2 separate regions of the Homo sapiens genome follow, and region 1 is linked to region 2. A link is an interaction called in ENCODE POLR2A ChIA-PET data of the cell type or tissue named here. Cell type or tissue: HepG2. All regions are shown on one strand.

Evidence for each region. Peaks named below come from ENCODE experiments on the same cell type or tissue, not always from the same donor. Only the 100,000 strongest peaks of a DNase experiment are listed, where the experiment ranks them.
Region 1: POLR2A ChIA-PET joins it to region 2 with 18 read pairs; 1 of 35 experiments calls an interaction of 5 or more read pairs at or near these places.

The regions. Positions count from the first base shown.
Region 1 is chr14:54,137,310-54,139,809 of GRCh38, reverse strand. The region is part of intron 4 of LOC105370507 (a long non-coding RNA gene); the gene reads left to right. Among named protein-coding and RNA genes, the nearest start is that of BMP4, 180 kb to the right of the region's middle. RefSeq lists a cis regulatory region at 981-994 and an enhancer at 915-1,059. In HepG2, no CTCF peak of the experiment used is centred here; DNase peaks (open chromatin) are centred at 1,009 and 1,459; H3K4me3 peaks cover 1,003 bases.
Region 2 is chr14:53,979,234-53,981,733 of GRCh38, reverse strand. No RefSeq gene overlaps it. Among named protein-coding and RNA genes, the nearest start is that of BMP4, 24 kb to the right of the region's middle. In HepG2, no CTCF peak of the experiment used is centred here; DNase peaks (open chromatin) are centred at 1,413, 2,153 and 2,493; H3K4me3 peaks cover 605 bases.

The DNA of each region.
Region 1 (2,500 bases), 160 kb before region 2:
TGCTCACCCCCCTACCCTGCCCTGCCCTTGTTACCATTTGGATAACAGGATTTTTATGAACATGAAAGGCTGTTGGAATGAGAGAATGATGGATTCTAAGCTTTTTAGAAAGAAAAACCATACAGCAGTATGGTGAATATTACAAAGTAGCCTCATGAGTACATTGCCTATACTGAACTCCTGAGTAGATTGAGGAGATTCCGACCTTCTCTGTAGGTGGTTCTGGTGATAAGTAAGAGCAGATCTCGAGACACAGTGGTGGAGATGAGAAGTCTTCATCTAATCGAAGCAAGAAATTCTCATTGACCAGCTTCCTACTTTTGAAAGCTTAACAGGACACATAGGAAAAGTCCATAATTTGAAAAGACATCATTGTCCAAATGTAGGCTAGTGGAATTTATGCTCTAGTTCCTTGAAGTTTTATCTAGGCCCACAATGAGAGGAGCCTCTTACAAAGTACTGTAAAGTGTGGGCCCATGTGTGTGCATGGAGGGAGAGTGGGACTGAGTAGGGAGAGAGGGCTTGCTTTTCTCAGCAAGAGATTCTATTCTTTGTTACTTCAACATTTCAGCAGAGATGACCCTGAACAGAAAGACATTCCTTAAAATGAAGCATAGATTTGTCAGGTTTGAACTGCTGGACTATTTAAAGTACAACTTAAAAAAATACCACAGACTTGATTTTTTTTTCCCTACTGCCTTCCTCTAGGTATTTCTTTATACAAGAACTTCTGGGTTTTTATATTCCAAGATTACCTCCAGATGGTCTGAAGTGTTCTTTCTCAGCCATTTCCTAGTGGCATTTTTTTCTTACCTAGGGAGAGGTACCACAGAGATCAATGCCAGAGGGCATTATTGAAAACATTGACCCAGAAGGCACACTCCAGGCCACTGGAAGCATCTGCTTCACAAATGTCAGGCTGGGGGACATCACCAGATGTTAGTGTTGAAATAGCATTTAGAAGACAAACATTGACTCCAGAGGCCAAGGGTCACCTAAACAAAGAGCCAGACTGGCAAGGAGGATCAAAGTGAGGGTACAAAAACTAGATTCATGTGGCCATGACTTTCTGTGGTCTAGCTCACAGTTCATCAGACTTTCCAGGACTATAGAAAGTTTTTGCATTGTCTTCTGTGGCTTGGATCTCAGTCCTAGCTGGTGGAGTGTTGGCTGGAGAGAGAGGAAAGGGGAGGCACGAAATGATAGGGCAGGCACAAATTTAACATACAGACATTCAAATAATTTCTTCTTCATGTGGGATCTTGGGGATCCATGAAACACAATCTAAAAACTGCTATACCAGGGGATTTTAGGTTGTCTCACCAATACCAAAAATTGGAATGAGGTTATTCCTTCTCTTTGTACCAAAGAGGATACCCTGCTAAGCCTTTCTGAGAGTGAAAGTGAAAGGGGGAGTCTTTCTTCACTCTTTTTTCTCTGTGTGCTTGTCCGTGTTATTAGTGCCATTCAGTGTGGAGGCCAGAGGATTGTCAATAAGGTAGACAGGATGTATGTTTCTCATGGTGCCTTCTTTTTATTGTGCCCCAATCACACATTCTTTTATGCTTATGCATTTGAGGCAAGGCTCACAAATGATAACACCACGTAATATTTACTTGGTTAGGTTCAAATTGGGGATGGAGTTGGGCCAAGATGGAGGCTAAGAATAGAAAAAGAAGAATGAAGAAGAGATAGCTTTTTACTCCTTCAACTACATATGTTAAGATACTATGAGAAACTAACAAGATTCTGGCTTGATTATAAAATATGCTGACCACCAAGCTGGGGATCTGGAGACTTTTATTCCTTACATCACCAAATACTTTAATATACCAGGAATGGTGAATATCAAACTATCCTAGCTTAAGTATTCTGCTCTGTCTCTTGGAAACACCCTCCCCAAAACAATCTTTGATGTGGAGCAGATTTGTAGAGAATTATAAAAAAATTACTCACCCGTTAAACATTTTTCACAGACCTGAAAAAGTATGAGGTGGTAAAATCTATAAAGTTGGCATTCTTCTTTTTATTCATCTGGCACACATTGTTACTTGGCTCAGGTGAGAAGACTTGTAAGAGTGATGACAGTATATTTGAAATGTTTTTCATTTCAGTAGAATGTCTTTTTGAAGAATCTTGGACTTTCTTTTTTTTTTTTTTACTTGAGTGAAAGCTGAAAGATTTAACAGTTGTTGAACTCTCCAGGCACAAAGCAACAAGCCAGTGGAGGAGCTGAGACCAAAAATCCTCGCGTTTTGACTGACTGACTTCATCAGAATAAATAAGTGGCAATTGAGCTGCTCTGTTCTAGGCCTTTGAGGATGAGGTTGAGCATCCATGACCCCAGCCAGTTTCAGGGTGACTGCTGGATGCTGGAGAAGGATCAAGAACTGTTTACCATGGAGGGTACAGGGCAGGCATCTGTGGGTGCCATCAAGCGTGCAGGGCCTGCACAGTCACTACTTCAAAACACAGAACTCCCTCTTCAAAAATGTATAAG
Region 2 (2,500 bases):
AAAAGTCTAGCTGAAAGGCCAGGCATGGTGGCTCATGCCAGCATTTTGGGAGGCTGAGATGGGAGGACTGCTTGAGCCCAGGAGTTCGAGACCAGTCTGGGTAACATGGTGAGACCTCATCTCTACTAAAAAATTTAAAAAATTATCTGGGCATGGTGGCATGTGCCTGTAGTCCCAGCTACTCAGGAGGCTGACGTGGAATGATTGCTTGAGTTCAGGGGTGCGAAGCTGCAGTGAGCTAAGATGGCACCACTTCACTGCAGCCTGGGCAACAGAGTGAGACCTTATCTCAAATAAAAAAAAAAGAGAGAAAGAGAGAGAAAAAAGTCTAGCTGCAGCCTGTTCATCCTCCCCTGGGAGGCTCCAGCATGCTTCCCATGTCTACATCCTAAGAAGGGCTGTATTTAAGGGTGGGTCAGCCGCATAATTGTACCTGAAATGAGCAAACAGCTGACTCCCTTGTTCTAGGTGTTCACACATAGTATTGCATTTGATCTTGGCAGAGCAGACACTCAAACCCAAATGTCTTGATAATGCCAAACCCAGCATGTGTTTCCCTGAACCACAGCTGTCTTCAGCAGGTGACCAGGAGTTTCATAAAATGAAGTCTTTGTACCAGGTGATATTAAAAATATTTAGCAACCAGTAGAGCAGGTACAAGCCCAGTCAGAACTGATGCAGACGTATGAGCCCGGGGGTTGTTGGCTGAGTGTAGAAGAAGGTGCCCCTGCCCCACTCCAGTGACCCACCCACTGATAATGGCAAAGCACCCTTCAAGATGTTATCACATGGGACTCAGGCCCCTAATTAGGGGTGGGAGAGAGAAGCAGGACATCACCTGCTTCCACCCAACTTCCAGGACAAATGATAGTAATCAGAAAATAATGACCAAAACATGCAAGTTCATTCTTTTCTTGAGACAAGGTAAGGGGCTGAATTAGAAGATTAGTTCCCATAGGAATGGTGACAACTCCTCAGCCTGATCCCCTCCCCCTGCAAACTTCATGAACTAGCAAGTGTTCCTGTATTTATGAAGATAAATGGTCTGAGAATTTTATTTTATTTTTGAAACAGAGTCTTGCTCTGTCACTTAAACTGAGGTGCAGCGGCACGACCATGGCTCACTGCAGCCTCGAACTCCTGGCCTCAAGTGATCCACCTTGGCCTCCCAAAGTGCTGGGATCACACATGTGAGCCACTGTGCCCGGCCTGAATATTTTAAATCATGACTATTCTACAAATCTGTGACAAATGCTTGCGAAATCTCAGGCATCATTTGGTGGTCACTACTGTGCTTTTTAATTTCCTAACTAGAAGGAATTTTCCTTCCTTCTGGGGCTCAGATGCAAATTCATGGCATGAGATTGCTGGGAGGTCTAAAAGGGTGACTCATGAAATCCCAGCTAACCTCACAGTTTTGCCTGGCTCCAGCCCAGGTCAGCTGTCCTTGACCTTCTGTCAGGGCCTGGAAGAAGCCCCATGTGGAGTGCAGGTCGATTTTCTTTGAAGATTGCAGTTTAGAAAAAGCTCTGCTCAACTCCAGGCTTCCTCCTTTTATCTTCCTATCTTCACCTTTTTCAGCTGGTGGTTATATCTTACCTGTTCTCTACTGAATTTTCATACTTAATATTTAATCCTTTTAAATTTCACAATTCCTGATTCTGTATTTTCTTATTAAGGTGAACTTTCATCTTATCATAGCAGTTTCTAGCCTCCCTCTTTTCCTTTTTTTTTTTTTTTTTGTATAAACCATTTGAATGTAAAGCACTATTGTCATAAGTGCTCCATTTCTGACTTAAAATTTTTTGATTTCTGATTTCAAATCATGCCCTTCTGATGTAAAAGCCACACTGAATACAGCAATGTCTAATAACCATGCCCAAAAGGTATTTAATGTAATTGGAAAATATTTTATTATGGCTTCACTTCCCTAAAAACATTCCAACATCACTCATTCAAATAGCGAAAATAGAAGCTTGATCTTGGAATTAATTAGGGATTAACACGGAATCTTAATTTTAAATGTATCAAAGGAAAGAAAACAATTTAGACCCCAGTGTACATCAAAGGATAATTCTATCTGGCAACATACAATGGCCTTGCAGCAGCCTAATCTCTCACCACACCCTGATGCTTCCATAGCTACCGCACCACAGAAGCCACAACAACATCTTTAGTGCTGTTCCCTCACGAAAGGAATGCTTCCAAAGCACTGTGGCTGGGATTTGATTAATTACAGTTGTTTACAAACTCAGAGAAGCTGGTTATACACCAACACATTTCAAAATCTCCACTGACTCCACAAGTGACCTCTTTGGAAGTCATTGATAAGCAGCCTTCTGATAGCTGTTACTGAACACTGATCGAACCCTGAAGAGGATGCCAGCTTAGCCTCTGCCCTGCTTGCCCTCTCTGCAGTGGGAGAGGTTGGTAAGGCATGGGGCACTTGGCCAGAGGGATAAGTCAGAGGCCACAAACAAGGTGGGAGACAATTCAGAGT